Linked DNA regions of Mus musculus: region 1 is linked to region 2. The links are chromatin loops, found by intact Hi-C in ENCODE. Cell type or tissue: heart. All regions are shown on one strand. Links, peaks and the distances in the headings refer to the core of each region. The heading gives the core; the rest is flanking DNA.

The links. Peaks named below come from ENCODE experiments on the same cell type or tissue, not always from the same donor. Only the 100,000 strongest peaks of a DNase experiment are listed, where the experiment ranks them.
Region 1: a loop joins it to region 2, with 2.3 times the contacts of the local background. A loop is called at or near these places in 3 of 42 quality-filtered maps.

The regions. Positions count from the first base shown.
Region 1 is chr1:55,723,818-55,734,327 of GRCm38, reverse strand. All of the region lies in intron 5 of Plcl1 (phospholipase C-like 1), which reads right to left. Among named protein-coding and RNA genes, the nearest start is that of Gm32949, 160 kb to the left of the region's middle. In heart, for the core only: no CTCF peak of the experiment used is centred there; a DNase peak (open chromatin) is centred at 4,787.
Region 2 is chr1:55,512,510-55,523,019 of GRCm38, reverse strand. All of the region lies in intron 1 of Plcl1 (phospholipase C-like 1), which reads right to left. Gm39642 (a long non-coding RNA gene) reads left to right here and starts at 10,259. Exons shown (of 4, transcript XR_003947824.1): 1 at 10,259-10,510. In heart, for the core only: no CTCF peak of the experiment used is centred there; no DNase peak of the experiment used is centred there.

The DNA.
Region 1 (10,510 bases), core at 2,721-7,720, 210 kb before region 2:
ATGACAGCGTGCTAGACACAGACCGTTTTAATGAGAAGATGTGTGAGTGTTGGAGGTCAGGAAGCTTCCCTGGAAGGGAAGGGAAGGGCTTGTGGAGGATTTTGAGTGGCACGGAGCAGATAGCCTGTCAGGTAGGTGGGGAGAGCAAGAATCCTCGGAGGCAATGGTCCTGAAGCTTCTGTGGGCTTGTGGTGGAGGTGAGGTGGAGGGCTCTCTGAGCTGGAGCTCCAAGCAAGTGTAGACCAGGCGAAGGTACAGAGCCAAGAGAAGGCCTCCTGAAGTGGCCTTTCCCAGGCCAAGTGCATGGCAGCTTCTCCTCCATTTGAAAGACAAACAGCAAGTCACTTCTCTCATCCAAGTATACTTGCATCATTTATAAAGGTGTCTCCATTTTAATGTCCTTAATAAGTTCAGAGCCTTTGTTTATTCGGGAGCCCAAGATCTGTCCCTTGAGTTTTTACTTATCAGGATGTTTTATTAGACTTGAAAAGAGGACCAAATGTTCTAAAAATAGGAGCTCCAGCAAAAATTCTACTTCTCCCGTGGAGTTAGAAATTACTTCGTGTTTATTTGCCAAATTTGCCTGAGGTTAAGATCTAGCTGAACAGCAACTACATTTCCCTCACCTAACATTTTCTGGATCTTTAATCTTCTCTATTGTGCTTCAGTGAACAATAAACAAACAAACAAACAAGTCAATCCACAAAGAGACTCACCATTACATATGAACCTTTGTGAAATTATGAAGGTTCACTCATAAGTATAAGGGAAAATCACTATATTATACAATAATTATGATGCACATAAATGAATGTTAAAAGCACATAATATGTCATGGCAAACAGAAGCCAGAGAGAAAATGGATAGACTGACAACTTCAGAGCAGTCACATGACAAATGTACAGAGCACCATTCATACAGATCCCATGTGACTGGCACCCCAAGGCTTTACTCGGTGCAAACCTCACATATTAGGAAGCACAATTCTGTCCAGCTCCAGAGGTTTGTTAACTAATAAATCTCATGTGCAGAAGGGGAGCACTATGTGCAGAAGGGGAGCACTATGTGCAGAAGGGGAGCACTATATGCAGACATTTCTACCAAGATAATTTCAGTTGTACTAATGTTTAACTTCAGTGAGATTCATGAACTCTCATGTGACTAATTGTCAAGGGCAGCAAAACTCAAGAATGCCTCTGTAAACAGCTACCGGGTGTCCTTGACGAAGAATCCAAGAGAACTGGCGTTCCCAGGAGCAGCTGTCTAAACAGTAAGGACATTTAAAAACCAAGGATAGTAGTAGTTACTCTTTGATCTCTCTTTCTGACCAGAGAAGAATTACTTAGAACAAAATTATACTTGGGGGGTGGCAATTACTAAATAGAGGTTACATAAATGATTCTGTCCAGTTAATGCTACAGTGATTTAGATGCAAGGTGTATGCTTTTCAGAACCTTCACTCTGATGGTGCTTGTAGAGACTGTACTATTTATTCTGTCTCTTGTTTGTCCTGAGGATAGATTTTAATAGCTGGGAGGACAGATGGGCCCATCCCTCCAGCACTGCAGCCACCACCTCCATCTATTCTTGCAGAGCTTATGATGAGTGGGATCAGTGGGTGAGGCGGTTCATAAAGAACCAGAGACACCCCACATACAATGCACAATGCACAATGCTCATGTAGTCAATAGTTCTTCTCCATGGAATCTGTTCTCTCCCAGTCTAAACTGTATTCTACATACAGGAGAATGGGCAGAAAGCGGCTGGCCTTCTCCTCTTATGATTTCAGCCCACAAGGACTGTATGAGTTGACTCCAGACATACAATGTCCATCATCAAAAGTCTTCCATCCTACTCACTGAAATTACTGCTAATCGACACTTTTTTCATCTGTAAGAGTTCACAGGCTGGCTTTATTTTTAGCAGTCACAGGAAGCTATTGGTTGAATATCAAGGCCACAATAGCATGAACCAGTTTCCTGAAACATGTGTAATATGAGAGTGTAATAACAGTGTGCAAATAGCCATGTTCTCACCAGCCGTAAGCACCTATAGTTCTCAAGTGTCTATACAGTTATTCCAGCGAAAACTCAAATTCCGAACTTTTAAGCAGACCAGAGGAATAAAATGCCAGTTCAGTGGTCTATGTGCCCTCATAGACCACAAGTAATTCTAAAGTAGTTAACATTCTTTATCTGTTTATTTTGCCTTAAGACAAAAAAAAAAAAAATGAAGTCTGATTTAATCAGGGGTTGTAAAGGTGGGGACAAAATGAGAGCAAACCAGACCCATAGGACTGTCTCAAAGCACCTGGGATGTTTGCACATAGCACATACAGTTTCTGACTCTGTTATGAGATGCCTGGGATCAACAACCCTTCATAAAAGAAAGATGTGTTTGGTCTCACAGTTTCAGAGTTTTCAGACCAGAGTCAGCCATGTTTCTTTCAGGCCTTCAGCAGCAGTGGGAAAGCCTGAAAATGCTCCCACTTCACAGAGAGAAAGAAGCAGAGAAAGAATAAGATAGGGGCTGGGTCTCCATCCAAGGCCAGTCAATGAACTAAACACACACACACACTACCTCTCAGAGCACCTCCTTGTAGTTCCACAGGCTGGCAATCAGGCCTACAGCACTGCTCAGGGGATGCACTAAGAACCATCCATGACTGCTATATATTTTAAATGTGTGAGAGAAATATGTTGTTTAGCACATGTCTAGGGAAAGCAACTTAACCTTCTAAAACTGAAACTGCTTTCCATTGACTAGGAATTCCCAGGCAAAAGAACCCATGCTGGGGTTGGTCTGTTGCTGCTAGGTATTCAAATGCAAAATACTGGCCCCCTAGATCTGGTTGCCCTCTGATAAGGAGATCTTCATGTAACATTGCCTCCTCAACCCCAAGTTATTGGTCAAAAAAGGCTAAAGCCTGTGATTGGCAGTAGACAGAGGTAAGTGGGTTTTCACTTACCTGGCTGGTAGTTAAAAGTTGAGGCCAGAGGGGAAAGAAGAAATGACAGGGTAAGAGGAGGAAGCCTCCATGAAAGGAGATGGACCTCCATGAGCATATGGCCAGCAGAAACAGCAAGCAACAATGGACATGTGGCTGGGATGTAAGTTAGAATAGCTCCAAACCTGCCCAATCCCAGCTAACAGCTTGTAAATAAAACATCTGGATTGTACGTTTTATACAAGCTAGCCAGAATAAATAATTCCTTTTACAAATCCATAAACCCCTTTTGTTCTAGGTGATTCATAATGTTGGCTGCTGGTAGCATGTGACTGTTGATTGAGGGATATTTAGGAAAGATTTGGGTGGTAATCTTTGTATACTAGAGTGCACTGTCAAGTAATTGAAAAGTTTCCCATCCAGAGCACATTGAGAGTACTAACCTTAAAAATACATACAAAGAGGAGTTTCAGGATTTTTAGCACACATAAGTTTGTCCTGGCTTACAAACTGTATCATGGTGTGTTAACCTCCACAGGAAGAATTCTCTTCAGCTACAAAGAACCTACACAGCATCTCTGAAAGGCTACACCATGACTATTTAATAATCTTTCTACAGAATCATCTCACGAACCGAGTCTATGACCCAAACACCATTATTTTACGGTGTGCTGGTTAGTTGTGTTTTTTTGGTTTTTTTGTTTGTTTGTTTTTTTAATCTAACTAACATAATCTGAGGTCATACAGGAAGATAAAACCCTGTGTTTGTTACAAGAAAGTTGATGCTTTCTGGCCATGGTTGAATACTTCAACAAAATGAACTTAAGGAATAAAATGGATATTTTGGCTCACAGTTCCAGAGGGATCCAGTCCATCATGGCTGGAAAATCATGACCTCTGGCAGGGAGGCACAGGCAGAAGCAGGAGGCTGGCTGGTCACATTGTATCCACACCCAGCAACAGAGCAAAGGAAGTTGGGCTGGGCTATAAGCCTCAAGGCCCACTTGCAGTGACCCACTTCTGGCTGTAATTCCTAAAGTTTCCACAACCTTCTAAGCAGTGTCCAAACATGTAGAAACTCCTCACATTCAGACCCCACACCACCTGACCTTCAAGATGCCTGCAGAATCTATGATAGAGCATCCTATCACAGCCCTTCCCACCGCACCAGCCCTCATCCCTCATTCAGACATCTTCACAGTGCTCTAAAACTAGATTTGGATTGCTTGACTCTCTGTCTCTGTCTCTGTCTCTGTCTCTGTCTCTGTCTCTCTCTCTCTCTCTCTCTCTCTCTCTCTCTCTCTCGTGTGTGTGTGTTTGTGTGTGTGTGTGTGTGTGTGTGTTGCTACCTATGTTATGTATAGAGTACGTATATTTATGTATTCAGAGGTGTGAGCTCACTTTGCTCCATTTTTTCCCCTCCAGTGACTAATAAGGTCAGAGAAGGAGCTCATCCATAAACCTAAAATAAAAATGAAATCATCTTATTATCAGTTTATTTCTACGTGGGTCACTGTAGGCAATAATTGTAATAAGGTTACATGTAACTTATCTTGGCTACAACTCACCACAATCTGAGAGTATATAACAGTGGATTTCTCTAAATAAAGTTTACTATGAGAAAAGAGATCTTTGATACCCTCGCAAGCTGAAGCCAAGTCCGTTGGCCTGTGATGTATCTATTTATTAGGCTCATGCCAGTTTTGAATTATTCAGAATCATTATATAATGCAGTTTTCATTTGAAAAGAAAAGTGTGCCTCTTAGAGACTAAATTTAGTTCTACTGGAGATAAAGTTAAGCAGTGTGTGCTTCCATAATCATGCCAGCAGCCCAGCTTTTATCTCTACCAAACTCTGGAGTGGCACAGCTGGGATGCAGCCACCCAAGGCACAAATCCGGATATCAAGTGACTCTCTTGCCTAGAGCTCCGAAGCATTAATATTCTATCTTATCAGAACCAGCCTACATTGTTGGAGAAGAGTTGTTCAAAAGAAAACAGTGTCTTAAACATGTGCCTTTAAAAAATGTATTTGCCCCCTTTTAGGACACAAATGTATATAATAAAACCCCCCCTCTCCCTTATCGGCTTTAAACTATATGTCTCTCTCTCAAAGGAAAAAAAAAAAAACCTGTACAATATCTTCCTCCATAACTAAAAGTATCAATGAATTTAGTGGCTTCAGAAAATAAAAGTGGCTACAGATCACTTCCTAGAAGGTTGGTAATTGACAATAAGACTCTTGACCTGATTTCCTATAATTGATATGAAGCCAATGAATGGTGATTAACTGACCAGGCAGGACTTTAAGAACGTCTCATGCCATACTAAGACGTCCTACCATATCTTCATTTTGATTTGTTTTTCTTCCCACTCTTATTTTCAGATTGTCTTAGTACCCATTGTCCAGTATTGAGACACAGGCAGGCTTTGGGCCTCTTGAAAGGCTTAAGATTTTCACTGTTTCCTCATGGCAGGTTTCCCCGGCCTCTCCAATAAGGTCAAATCTCACAGTATAGTCTCTCTTCTTTTTAGTTTTTGTTTCAATTTGATTTTGGGTTTTTTGTTTTGTTTTGTTTTGTTTTGAAACAGGATTTTATTCTTGAGTCCAAATGGGCCTGGAATTTCCCATGCAACCCAGACTAGCCCTAAGATGGAGACAATCCTTCGTCAGCCTCTCAGGTGCTGGGATTACAGCTGTGCACAGCCATGCCCTTCTCTACTCACACACTCTGATAGTATCCACACTCCTCCTGCAAGGTACTCCTAACGGTAACAAGGCCAGCACTCACTGCCTAGTAACTTTTACAACATGAGACTAAGGGCCTAGCCTTAAGCCACTACAGACTTAACAAATACCTTCACTGAATGGATAGATTTGGTTTCAACAAAACAAAACAAAAATCAACCCAACCTAGTTTTGAATAACTGCTCTCTGGGCATCACTGGTGCACGGTGATAGAAACAAGACTTGGGAAACAAAGGTAAGAGATTGGCAACCTCAAGACATAACCAGGCTATATACAGTGAGATCATCTTAAAAATATTGGCTAACGTATGCATTAGAAGTCACTTTTGTACCTAGCACTACCTTATCTGTAAATGTTGAAATAGAAATACATCAATTCTTTAATATAAGAGAAAGAATTATTTTTATATTAGTAAGGCAAATAGTAACAGGAGTTTAAACATTTGTGAAGGAAGGTCCTTTTAAATACTTAGTCCCAGGATAAGACATAAAACTCAGATGTGCATTTTAGATGTATACTCTTCATTTTGGCGCATGCCTTTAATCCCAGAACTTGGGAGGCAGAGGCAGGAGGATTTCTGAGTTTGAGGCCAGCCTGGTCTACAGAGTGAGTTCCAGGGTAGCCAGGGCTATACAGAGAAACCCTGTCTCAAAAACAAACAAAAAAAAAAGAAAGAAAGAAAGAAAAAAGAATGCATTCTTTGGTATATATAAAGAAAATCATACTTGTACATGAAATTCAAGTTACTGTTGCTGCTGTGTGTGTCCATGTGTGTATGAATGTGTGCAATGTTAGTATGTGTCTATGTGTGTGCATGTGAATGTGTGTGTGTGTGCATTTGTGTTCCTAGAAGTATCATTCCATTCTCTCTCTTACTACCCTTCTACTTTCCAGTGATCAGCAGCTCGCCTTGAGCGGCATCTGGTGGAGATCCCATGAGCTGGGCCTTGCTGGGTGGTCGAGACTGAGTCAGTTGCCTCTACAGACCTTCACCTGAAGCTTCACGACTGCTCAGCTGTGCTCACTAAACATTCCAAACACAACAGACACCATAGCTACCAAAACTCAAACATTATTTTCAGGCTGGTGAATATACAAAACATAGTTTTATTTAAATTGGAGGGAATTTAAGTAGATGTAGCCTAGAGGAGATACCAAGCAATATACAACACCACTTTCGCTAGCTATGAATCATACTTGACCCATAAAATCTGAAGCTATTTAGGTTGGCTAGCAAATTTTTGAGCATCTAGGTGGCAAGCACGGGTGAGCAGACAAGCAGAAACATCACACAGCAGCTTTTACTCCTGTGTTCTGTTCTGAACGATTTATTTTCACCGTGGAGCACTTGGCCTGTAGAAGACTGTAAGATGTCGGCTGACTTCAACCCTCAGAACCTCAACAACGTTGCTTGAGCATCCTCAGTGCAATTCAGCCTTGCAGAATGAACACAAGAACATCATTTTGTTTGCAAGTGTGGCCCATGCTTCACTTTAGAAACTGCGATGTGGAAAAGACAGTACTGGACGTGGGGCACAATGGAAGATTGACAGCAGTGGACTTATGCTTAGGGCCTTGCAGTGCTGTGGGGAGGAGAGTATAATGCCAGAAGCCAGATGAAAAAGAAAGAATTTAAAAGTAGAGAGATTTATACAACTGAAGAATTTAGTGATAAGAAGCCCAATGTACTTAAGAAAGGAAATGCCGTTAAACTATAGAAATGGATTGAAAACAAAGTATTTGATGTTATCATAACATATAAAAAGTTGTAAGGATGTTGGCAATCATAAAGAATGATCTTGTTTTCCGTTTGGAAATCCTAGCCCCCAAAGAGGCAAGAGAGTGTAAGAGCTCTGGCTACAGATGGGAAGTTGCGGGTGTGCAAACTCGCCACTCTGTGGAATATATAATCTGGCCTCCCATCTGTCTAAACTCTTAGATAATCCTCAGTTAAGGTAGAAGGCAACTTTGGGCCCAAGGCTTCATTCTGCATCTATCATTGGAAATTGTTTTCTTCAGACATAGTGGGACTCAAGGCTTTTTTTAAACCCTCTCAATGTCCACCTGTCAAGGCCAGTGACTTAAAGGCTCATCAACCATAATCCTAAGGAGCCGTCTTTCTTCTCATGAGCCTGCTGATGGACACCCGGGAAACTTACTCATCTCACATTTGTAAATCAGCTCAGGTTTGCTATCCAAAGGAAAAGATCCCAAGATTCTGCTCTGAGAGCTCCGGTAATAGACGATTTTGAGCTGCAGAACCTTGACTATGGGCCTGAAGAAGGGATGCTAAAGCAACTAAGACTTTTGAAAGCTTATGTGTGAGACATAGGTCTGAAACTCCCCATGTTTCCTCAAGAAGTGGTGGGCTGTCGGGGCTAGGGAGATAGCTCAGTGGGTAACACACTTGATTTCAAACAGGAAGACCTGAATTGAAATCTTCGGAACCCATGAAAGCTGTCTCTGCAGCAGTGAACATTAGTGATTCCCAGGTTCTATAGTGAAGTGAGAGGCTGATATGTAAATGTCTCCAGATTTTACAACACATGGACATTCCAGACAAGCAACATACACACTCATACACACACACCGTCACACTCAAGCATACACATGATTGAAGCTGGCCCGGTATAGTCTGTTGTTCATGTCTATAATCCTAGTCCTAAATACTGGTAAAACTGAGGCAGGAAGATATCAAGCGAGCCTAGACAGCAGGGGTGAAGTTTTTTTGTCACAAAAAAATATACAAAGAGCTGATGCTTGCCTAGTACATATAAGGTTCTGTTTCAATTCCCAAAGTCCTATGGGAAGACACTTTTATTAATAAAACAAAAAACAAAACCTTGCAGCTGGGAACATGAACTAAAAGTCAGTAAACAATACCAGCCAAGAGACAGGAGCTGAGTGTGCGCTCAAGGGCCTGGAGTCTGGTCCTTCTTCCTACCATTTTTGTTGGTTTCTTGGCTTTCCTCATTTTCTGGGCATCTTTCCAAAAGCTCATCTGCATCCCTGCTTTCCCGGGTGAGGGGAGGGAGGTGACTGATACACCCTCGCTAAGGAAGGCTACAGAGGTAGACCTCTAAAATAGAAAGTAACAGCTCCATTTGTAAGAGAAATGAGACTCCTGGGCCAAGGGGACTCCTCATGTTCCTTGGCCCATGTGTTCTATTTTCCCTAGAAAAGTAAACTTGGAAAGTAAGGTAGCGAGATCCTCGGTAAGTACAGTGTTAGACGAGAGCAATGCTGGTCTAGGCCTTGCGTTTCCTTTGTGCACTGGAGGAATATGCTGCCAGGGTGAAGGGGATGCTCCCTTGACACAGAAAGAACTGTGTTAGCACAAGCTTCTGTTACTAGACTGCTGCTTTGATGGTACATCACGGTTACTGGTAGGTAGCACATGCTTTGAGCGAAATCCTTACTTCATCAATTACTAGCTACATGCCATGTGAAAACTATTAAAGCCCAATCCTCAGTCTGTTAAATGACAGTAAGAACAGGAACTTGATGGGACGATTCTTAAAATTAGTTAGGATGCTGTGATAAAATCCACGCCTCTTTTCACCATAAGCACTTGATGCCCAGGACCAACCACAGGAGAAACATGTGCACTCCACTTCATACACAGCAAATGCCACTTTTGGCATATACTAACTTTTAATCCTTAGTCTACAGGTGTGTGATATCTATTCTTGGTGTCAACTTGACTACAATTCCAAACAGCTGGGCATCCTTGAGTGACCTGCCTTAAGTCTGGGTCATTTTTGGTCAGAAGACTCACCCTAAGTCTGGGTCCACCTTCTGGTGCCATATAGCTTATAGGAGATGGAAGAAGGTTTTGCATTTGGCTTACCTACCCTCATTCTCGCAGGCAAGTTCATCTGTCCTACTGCTGTGGCATTCCATCACTGGTATTAGAGCCCATTTTGATGTATGCTGAAGACCAACTGAGACATCCAGTCTCATGGACTGAACAATTAACAATGAACAAATACCCCATATTTACAAATGTTGCTATAACAGCCCAGAACCCTCTCCTGATGAACATCCTGTATGTGTGCACGCATGTGCGCACGCGCACGCGCGCGCGCACACACACACACACACACACACACAGAGTGTCTTACAGAATGATTTAAAGTACCTGTAACCCTCTTCTAATTCTCAATCTTTCAGAGATACATTGATACTCCTCTTCCAACTTCTTTTCCTATTAACCTGTCATCTTTTTTCTCTTCTCTTACTCCTCAACAATGACCAACACCTTCTAGTGTGTTTTCTGGCTCTGTTAAATGCATGTTACTAGACTGATGTCTATGTAGGTTCCCTTATGTAGCAACACCCCCCACAGTTTTGAGGGCATGAAATCTTGGGACTAAGTAAGGGAATCTGCCTGAGTTAGGAACCTAGTACCCAAAGAGAAGATGAGAAACATCAGGTCCTACCTTTCCCAAGAATAATGACAGACAAACCTCACAGTAACAAAACCAGAAAGTTAGGCAGAAAGATGACTCACAGCTAAAGTGAAACCCAAAAAATAGGCCCATTCTACAGTGTATGCTGGCATGCATTAAACTTGGGGAAAATAAATATGCAGCAGAAGACCCCACTGACAAAGGTATCGTTTGGATCAATTTTTATTTCCTCTCTGTCATTCAACTAGAAGTCAGTGGGGTTTATGACGAAGAAGGAGGCTGCTTTAGAGACCTTTCTCCATTAATCTCAAGTTACCATCTATGTCACTGATTTTTTTTTTATGATGAAATATTTGTCCTAACTTTAGACAAGCTTTTCTTTAGCTTTCCCAGCCTGCCAG
Region 2 (10,510 bases), core at 3,144-8,143:
TGCTCTGTGACTGTCCAAAGATGTTGTGTTTTCTGGCCCCAGTGGTATCTGGTGATAAAATTGTTACCAAGATGCTGGGTCCATGAAGTCTGAGATATCACTAATCCCATGCTTTGAGAGAAGTCCTAAGACGAGTGCTATAAACTATTAACAGTTTCTCCTTGAAGCAACTAATATTAAAAGGGAAAGTGGTAGTATTGAAATGTTAGCACTGGGTAATTCCTTTTGGGTACTCTCCACAATTTTTTTTTAATTCGGTTACCTGTTACACAGCCTGTAAAATCTCATGAACCGTATCAACATGCTTTTGACATTTGTTTTGTACAATGTACAGCCTCCTTTAGAAATTCAGGTCAAAAGTAACACAAGGCAGAACTAGCCATCTCCTGGGCCTGGGTGTTAAAGGTTTGTCTCTGAAACTAAATCTCATAACTGAAATTCTGGCTGAGAAACCTCAGGAGCCTGCAACATCGCCTTTCTATAGATGAACACGTGTGTGCGTGCGGAGTTAGAGAAGCTCATTCCCCCCCCCCTCGCCCCCCCAATTGCCACCTTCACTAACCCAGGGTTTGTGAGTTCTCCAGGAGAATTTCAGTCTCCTAGCAATCAACTGAGCACAAAGAGAAGCCACAGCTTTCCAGCAAGTTCACTTTCTTGCCTGGGGAACTTCTGGCAGAGATAAAGAACAGGGTAAATTATCTACTCAAATTTGTTTCTCTAGCATTGCAAATGTATATGAAATAAATGCCTAGTTAAAAAAAATTGTTTCTCATTCTGTTCTCTCCCATGCTCTCTTCACATGATCTTATCATGTGGCAATATCATCCATGATCCAGTGCTGCACTCACATTGAAGGTTGGCATCTGCCACCCACCAGCCTGCTAGTGTAACCTCCGTGCCATGGAACCTCCAACCACTGCTGAAGCTACCACCCAATCCTTTAGTGATGCACTAGCTTGAAAGACCTAACACTTTTTGAATGTTTAACTTCCAGTGTTCAAAACCTACCAAATTAATCAAAGCTGGGACACTGATTGAATCTACCAATAAACAATCTATAAAAAGACTGCCACAAAACTGTCAGGCCCAGAATTCCCTTCTCTTTCCTGGTACCAGGTTATCTGGGTATCAGTCCCACAAAAATGGTAGCATTGAGTACCATGGAGAGGGTGAGTCTCTGTGCCCAGTATCTCTTGAAATGCAGCCAGGACCTTGTCCTTGTTTGATATCTGGTGTTTCTGCTGTTGATTTACTGGGGAGGGGAGTTCAGTTGAAAGCAATAAACCTCCTTTTCCCTCTAAAAACAGATGTTTAAAGGAGTTATCTGATTTCTTTTATACCCTGTATTATCATGTGCATAGATCAGTTCCCTACTTAGAGAGTTATTTTGGTATATAGGTCTTTAGGGAATTGTAAGTTTTGCTGAAGAGGAACACTTGAAGTAAAAGTTAGAGGACTTGGGTTCTAGTTCTAGTACCAAAATGTCACAATGCAGAGGCATTAAATCTTTCAAGACATGGCTCTAAAGCAAGAGTCTTGAAATAAGTAACCTAAAGATAACTGTCACCTACCTCCTTCCCAGCAGATGACCTTGCTCATTCTCTGGTGAGCCAGGGGCTATGACAGGGTCTACTCTGCCTCTCTACCTCTTATCACTTTGAATCGTTGCCCCAGGCTTGTGATTTCCTAAATCACATTTGCCCTTCTTTCCTACGATGAGTTTTCTACATGGGTTCACTTCCTCTGTCTCATCTGCAATGTTGCTGAAGGTGACCTCCATGCTTCTTGCTCACACTGGCCACTGGACTTCCTCAGATCACCAGAATGCTACCCACCACCTCATGCCTCTCTGGTTCTCTCCTAGGAGTCCCTTTAATTTTATTTCCATTTTAATTCTGTTCATTTATTACAGATCTACTCCATATCATAGAACTCATTTCTTTCTCAAATTTGTAGGTTTTCTGAGGTCTTACACAGAACAGGACTCAACCCAGACTAATAACAACAACAACAAAAAAGTTGCTATTGGTAAAGCTAACTTGCATTGCATGTGATGTCTGTCATGAAAATGGTTGAGAAACACGCGTCTTTGTCACTGTTGTCAGCTGACCACAGACTCAATCCCCCCAAAATACAACTTTCCAATACATGTTTTCTATTTCTCTAGTTTAGAAACTTGTTCCAAATTTCCATGATGAATAAGAGAGATTGGTAATGTGGACTTAAAATGCTTACAATCTCTGGAGAAATAAAAGAGAAGTTTTGAGAGATACATCAAGACCTCTGCTTTAAATTTCTCTTACAAATTTAGCAAATAGTGTGACCAAAAATGTATTTCTTGTCAGAAATAAAAATTTTACTTCCCCAAAAATACATTACATATGACAATTCTTTCACTTTGTAAATAATAAGAATTAGTTGAACAAAAACTAAAAACTTAGGGATAAGAGTACAGAAGAGTAAGAGGTTGTGATAAGAACCAAAATAAAGCTAAATGCACATGGTAGTGTGTGGCTTCTCTGAGAATTTGTGTCAGGCATAAGTCAGGTAATGATTCCAGGTCTGAGAAATTCTCCTTCACACACTCCTGAAAGCCACAGCATCTCCCACCCTCCAATACATTCGAACAGATAACAATAATCTTTTTCCTTGTTTTTAATCTTCATTTTCCCAACTGACATTGATTTTATTTCCTCCTGGCTCATCTGACTGAATGTTAAGCATTATTTCTCTACTTCCTCTGGTTTGTTACTCCATTTTATCTAATGGTCATATTTAGTCTTTCCTTCTTGCTATACTCTACAACATTCTGTAAGAATGTTGATATTTAGCAACAATTTGAACTAACCAGTAACCCCAGAGCTCCCTGGGACTAAACCATCCATCAAAGAAAACACATTGTGGAACTCATGGCTCTAGCTGCATATGTAGCAGAGGACGGCCTAGTTGGTCATCAATGGGAGGAGAGGCCCTTGGTCCTGTGAGGGTTCTATGCCTCAGTACAGGGGAATGCCAGGGCCAGGAAGCAGGAGTGGGTGGGTTGGGGAACAGGGGGAGCTGGGAAGAGATAGGAGATTTTCAGAGGGGAAACTAGGAAAAGGGATAACATTTGAAATGTAAATAAAGAAAATATCTAATAAAAAATAAAAAGAATAAAAGAAAAATAGCAAGATTAAAAAAAGAAGAAAAAGAATGTTGATATTTTTGTACATTGTACATCATTCTTCTATTGATATTTTTGAACATTTATTAATTGACTGACTTGTTTAGTCAATATTTATTGATTTCTAACTATATATTACTCACCAGTCTAAGTGCTTAGAGCAAACCTTACAATTTAGTTGAAAAAACAAGCTGTAAACATGCTCACCCCAGGTGTGGCGGTACACTCTAGTGCATCCAATACTCAAAAGGCTGAGACAGGAAGATCTGGAGTTTGAAGACTACCTGAGTCCCACGGGAAGAGCTTATCTCCAAATAAAACAACAATGGTATAGAGCAAGATATGAAACTCAAACCAGCAGAAACTGTGGGACTATTTCAGGCAGTAGAATGAAAGCTGAAGGAAAAGAGGAAAATCTCACAAAAATCTAGAACATTCCTCCTAGAAAGAATTTTTTGCAACTGTTCCCTGGGGCAAAACTGACTAGCTAGGTTGTTGCAGTGAATAATTAGAAAACTGTTTAGGCCCTCAGATCACACCAGCAAAAGATTTCATTTAATTAAGGCTCACAATCTATTTTTAATTATTTCCCCCAACAGAAATTACCACAGGAAACACAAAATAATCGAAACTATACTGTTCCCTTGACAGCCTCCTTGAATTAATTACTGCTGAGGACCTGCAGGTATTCAGAGAATTCCAGATGAACAGAATGGACTCCTGGCCCTAAAGCATCCCAGAATGTAGCAATGGCCTTATGTAGTAACAGCTTAGTTCCTGCAGAGCCCTGCTCCTGGTCCTAGGCAGAGTCTGTCTAGGTGAATGAAATACCATCCATGTGATCTGGAGGATATCATCCTGAGTTAGGTAACCCAATCACAAAAGAACACACATGATATGCACTCATGGATAAGTGGATATTAGCCCAGAGACTTAGACTACCCAAGATACAATTTGCAAAACACATGAAACTCAAGAAGAAGGGAGATCAAAGTGTGAATACTTCGTTCCTTCTTAGAATGGGGAACAAAATACCCATGGAAGGAGTTACAGAGACAAAGTTCGGAGCAGAGACTGAAGGTACAACTATCCAAAGACTGCCCCACTTGGGGATCTATCCCATAAACAACCACCAAACCCAGATACTAGGCAGATGCCAACAAGAGCATCCTGACAGGAGCCTGATATAACTGTCTCCTGTGAGGCTCTGCCAGTGCCTGGCAAATACAGAAGTGGATGCTCGCCGTCATCCCAATGGATGGAGTACAGGGTCCCCAGTGAAGGAGCCAGAGAAAATACCCAAGGATCTGAAGGGGTCTGAAGCCCCAAAGGAGGAACATCAATATGAACTAACCAGTACCCCCAAAGCTCCTTGGAACTATACCACCAATCAAAGAAAACACATGGTGGAACTTGTAGCTCTAACTATATATGTAGCAGATGGCCTAGTTGGTCATCAATGGGAGGAGAGGCCCTTGGTCCTGTGAAGGCTCTATACCCCAGTATAGGGGAATGCCAGAACCAGGAATGGGAGTGGGTGGGTTGGGGAGCAGGGGGAGGGGAGGTGAGAGGGGATTTTCGGAAGGGAAATTAGGAAACAGGATAACATTTGAAATGTAAATAAAGAAAATATCTAAAAATAAATGAATAACTAAATAAAATACTAAAAAAAAAAAAAAAAGAATACCATCCATGCATCTACGCAACCACATGCACACCTCACCTGCACCTGCACATGTCACACTTGGCTCTAGTGCCACCAATGCCTCAGTGCTAGCTTTTCCTCCACTAAACGTAAATTTTCTAGAGGAAAAAAACTCAGTTTTATTTACAACTATCTCAGTATCTAGAAAGTAGTACCTAAGTTTTAATCTCAGCACTTGGGAGGTAGATTCAGAAAGATCTCTGTGAGTTGTAGGCCAGCCAGGGCTACTCAGGGAGGCCTTGTCTAATACGAAGAAGAAGGAAGAGGAGGGGGGGGGAGGAAAAAGAAGTTATTTTAATAAAAGAGGGGATATGCTGGCATGATGATCAAAAAGATAAACGCATATTCAGTTCCACGAGTTTTTATAGGAGGGTATCAATACTGTGTTGATGCTACAGCAGAATAAAATCAGATTGACAGAGATGATTGTGACTCAGTTCACATAAATAACTCATGCTTGAACTTACTGTTCATGTCAAGAAACAAGGAAAATACATGCAATATCATATTTAATAAAGTATAAGTGCTACAGAAAATGGTCTTTCAGGGATAGGAGATGTAGGAACACATCACCAAATTAGGATCAACAGACATTTCACAAATAGGAGAGGGCAAAATTTGAGTGTTCTCTTGGAAGCAATGCCAAGACAGGACTTGCTGTACATTTTATAAATGGACTAGAAGAGACTGAGTAATATGATGTTTCAAATTCTGCAAATGACACATTAAGCATCTCTGGGGTGTGAAATGCCAACCTGATAAAAATAAAACACAGTACACTTAGAGAATGACAGGCTGTAACTTCCCAGAGCCCCATAATGAGGTCTGGCAACTGTGTGAGGCAGGCAGGTGTCTCTCCAGTTTCCATCCCAGGACTGGCTTCCTTGGTTCTCTGTGTCCTACTGTCCTCTGAGTTCTTGGGCCCTTGGGCCTGGTAACCTGTCTCACCAGCAAAGCTCAGAAAGATTGGAATAGCATAGTAGCTCATAGATCCAGCCAAGGCCTGAAACCCAACCTAATCACAGGTGTGGTTTGACCAGGACATCAAACCCCATGTGCTAGCAAGAGCCAGAACAGCCTAGTCCTCAAAGGCACAGACGCCAGAATATTACAAATGAGCTGTCCCTTCTCAAAGAGGACAAAAGCTTTCTACTGAAAAGTTAAAAGGAGTGAATTGGCCTGAGCCAGGCTGACTCCACGACAGGCTGCAAACTAGCAGTTCAGGAGACCAGGCCTGAGTTTCTACTTGTCAGAACTTAGCAAGTTAGTTACTGAAACAACCACAGGCTTGTGTAAAAGGGACCCCTCCCCAGCTGCTAAAAGGACAGTTAGCCAAGCTTGTGGACAAGAATAGTCTGAATCATAGCATCACCCAGAGCCCCAGAGATAAAACTAATCAATCAAGATATAAGTCACCCTAATGTTCCTCCTTTTTGGCTTTAACACTGAATCTGCAAATTAATTTAGGGGTCCTTCCATCCAGATGGAATTGAGCCCCTGTATGCAGAAATAAACACTCTTTGCTTTTGCATAGTATTTGAGTCTGGGGAATCAATTTTCGGTAAATCATGGACCCTAGCAATGCCTGGCTCCTCTACACAGAGATGGTGAGCCTGCTATTACTGTAATGTGTGTCCCAGCCTGAAAAGTACAGACACATTTAGGAGCTTCCTAAATGAATGCTCACTCACTCCTACTCCCAGTGGGCTTTAAGGGAAACTAGAGCCACTTTGGAGAAGTCAAAAGCTAACATGGGCTCTTGTGGCATGCTTCTGAAGGTGGCTCTAGACACCTGGTGACACAACTCACTGAACTACGTGTCTGACATGTATGAAAGCTACACAAAATATTCAGTAGACTCATACCTCAGAATAACACACTTACTTTTTGATACTTATAATCTTTTAATTATATTTGCTTACATCCAGAAGCCAATAATCATTATGTTGTAGCATTGACAGCATGAAAAAAAATTCACTAACAAATATCTTAGTGCATTTAAGGTAAAAGTAATGATAATGCTGTTTGTTTTTATCTTAGCTTAATCTATACTCCAAAGCATAAAAGTTAGTTGCTCTTATTATCTACATGTCATATATATAAAGAAACTGAAGCTCTGAAGACTTAAATAACTTAAGACAATGGGGCTCATAGCTGGTGAAGCAGGTACTTGAATATTGGCAGTTGGACACAGAAACCACATTCCAAACCTAAACAAATTCTGATGACTTTATTCATTCCTATAAAGATTCATTAGGATGTACACTTACACATCAACCTAAAAATCTGTCTGGGTCAAATCTTCTAATCCAGCATAAGTGAGTGTTACATAGTACAGAGCCAACAACAACAACAACAACAAAGTGGAGAAGGATCACAACACAGTCCCTCGAAGTACCATAAAATGTCCACTGCATGCTCTAGCTTAATCAGAAAACACTAAATGTAGTCTGTAGTTTAATGAGAACAGCAGGTCTGCCCTAAACCCCAAATCTTAAGAGGATGAGTCTTATGCTGGTTTCTCCCTTCTATTCTACAATACGAGAGGTGGTTTCAAGGCAAAAAAAGCACAGCTGAACGCCACCAGAGGTCATGTGGATAGAGAGAATATTTCCATGTAAAACAAAGATCAAGTACTCCATGGACACAAAACGTTCCATCTGGAAAACAAGTCACCAAGGGAAAAAAGCAAGCATCGGTCTGTTTTAACATTTTAACTGGATTGCATGTAAACAAAATCCGCCCAACTTGAAGCAATAAAAGCAGCGTTTTATAGAAAGTGAGCCAGAACACAGACAGGCATGTAAAACCTTTGAGGGTTTGCAGTTCCCTGGACCTGATAGTAAGTGCCACACTCCTATTTTATACAAATGTTATTTTAAAAAAGCATTTAAAACTGTTGACCACTTGGTCTTCCCCTTTCAGAGCCACATGCTGAAAACATTGTGCATGAAATGAAATGGCGTGGCTTGAAATCACAGAGTTTGGAAAGCAGACAGTGAAAAGAGGATCAGATGGGCAAGTAAGCCGTGGGTCCTGAATTATTCATCTGAGGGACAGAGACCCTAGGTCTGCTTCAGGGTCCCCTTCACCTCTCATCTGCACAGCCCTACTGATTGATGCATTTATTCTATAATGAAATATTTTGTTTTTTAAAAGAAAAAGACCCTACTTGAGGCTGGTGATGGCTCAGTAGGAAAAGTTGCATGCTGTACAAGCCTGGCAACCTGCAGTCAAATCCAGAACTACTTAAATCATGGAGGAGAAAATTCATTCCCCATGGGAGTACTCTGACAGTCACATGTACACTGTAGCACGTGAGCACATGCATACACACACACACACACACACACACACACACACACCATATACACACAAAAATCTATAAATACAAATTTAATTTTTTAAATGTAAATCTATTTAAGAAATTTTAATGTATGTTCTTCATTTGAATTTATTCAGAATGTTAGCCTACGTGTGTGTATGTATTAACACAATATATAGCAATGTTTAACATATATGCTACATGTAATTTTAGAATATGTGTATTATGTATTATGTATGTATGTATGTATATATGTATATATGTATGTGAAACAGATATGATCATCTGTATTGATATCTTATAATTTAGAGAGTGAGTGGAGCTGCATGTTCTTCATTAATCAGACTCTAGTACATAATGTATTTAAGTTCAATGAAAGTCTGCAATAACCAGGTTGAAGGCACAGCTTAATTTTGTTAAGATATATGTTTTCCTCTGCTCCTCAGAATTCTAATGCCAATCGCAGCTTGCCATTCAAACCCTATTTCAGCCTAGAATACAAAGGGTAATAACTAATCTTAACTACCAAGGCATCTCTAGTCCCCTAAAATGAAATGCAATCTTAAATTAGGACAGTGTTTTTAAAAATGTCTTGAGAGCAAGAGGGATGATCCAACAGTAAAGGATGCAGACGGCTCCTGCACAGGAGCCAAGTCTCAGTGTCACTACCCATGCAGGGCAGCTCACAGCTGCCTGTGGGTACAACTTCTACGTGTCTAACACTCTATTTTGGCCTCTGCAGGCATCTGCACTCAGATATACATACCTGCACACAAGCACACACATGTACACATAATTAAACAATATAAATAAATATGTTTGCGTTGTGATATGTGACAAAATCACCCAAAGTGATCACTTCATTAGGAACAAGACATGGTTCCAATCCATGTTAAACTGCCCTGCCCTGGGTCCTCCCTGATTGATGTGCTCATGCTCTGGCTCCTCCCTGATGTGCTCCTGCGAAGACTCTTCCCTGATCTGCCGTGCTTTTCCCAGGCTTCTGACTCCAAACCCATATTTCACACTTTAATCCTAGTTCTCACAATCTCTCTATGACACAAAACAGCAAAATTCCACATTTGCTTCTACTAAACACAAATGGTCCTTATATGGTTAGATTCAACTCATTACTGAAGGGCCTCTTGGTTGTTTACCAAATTTGTGCAAAAAAAGAAAAATGTTTAAAATACATGTGAAATTTCCTCATGTTATCACTGGAAGTAGCAAATCAAAGAGAGTGGCATTTAATTCTCTTACAGACAGCTGGAACTCTGCTGGATTTAGTAATAACAATATGACTTTCTACATGTGGAAATGTAGTTAAATGCATAGAAAAATAAACTGTGAAAAGAAAAACATGACTGATGTCTTATGTACCTAAGTTTTCTCTTCGATTCATACCAGCAAATCAGTATTTTCTCTTTAAGATGACCCTAGACGGCGTTTCCACGTTCTGTAGCTCAAGCTCGCTTACTAGGAGGGATAGAAAGGGAAAGAGAACTGGGGAGGTGGGAGTCTGCTCCCTTCAGAGGGGCACTCCTCTCTGGGCAGGGAGAATGGTTTCTCCCACATGATTTGATGTTGTTTAACTAATACTTGCTTTTCTTTCATTAGACAAAATTGCTGCAAATTTAATCAGAAGGGAAGTCCACTGGGCCAAAACTTTTAAATTACTTCCCCTTTCTGTAAGAAACAAAAAACTAAAGCTTTTTATCAAAGGAAATAGATAAAGAGCTTCCAAGATCAACAATCCAGGAAGTTGTAGGGTGAGCAAGGAATGCCTTTCCTAAGCCAAGCCCCTTAGAGAAGGAGGAAGCTGCAGCACAGGAAGGAAATCCCAAGGATGACAAGGTTCCAGTGCTTCCTGCTTCCCTCACCTAGGAGCCAGAACACAGACACAGGCACGCACGCACACACACACACACACACACACACACACACCACACACACACACACACACACCACACACACACACACACACACACACACACACACACACACACACACACACACCACACACACACACACACACACATCGCCACTTAAAGCTTAAAGCAGCCCCTACATATGAAACACAACCCCAGGCTTGCTGGCCCAACCCAGTCACTCTCACAAACAGCCACATTTTAACTCCTATCTTTGCTGACCTATAACCATGCATAAAACATATTTACAAAGGAGGATGAGGTAGACGCACAAGTACCACACAGATTTCATGAAGTAGATACGACAGCAAAGAACCATCAAGCAAAGACAACCAACACAGCAATGTTACTGACTCAAATTTAGTAAAATCAGAGTTATCTAACCCTGG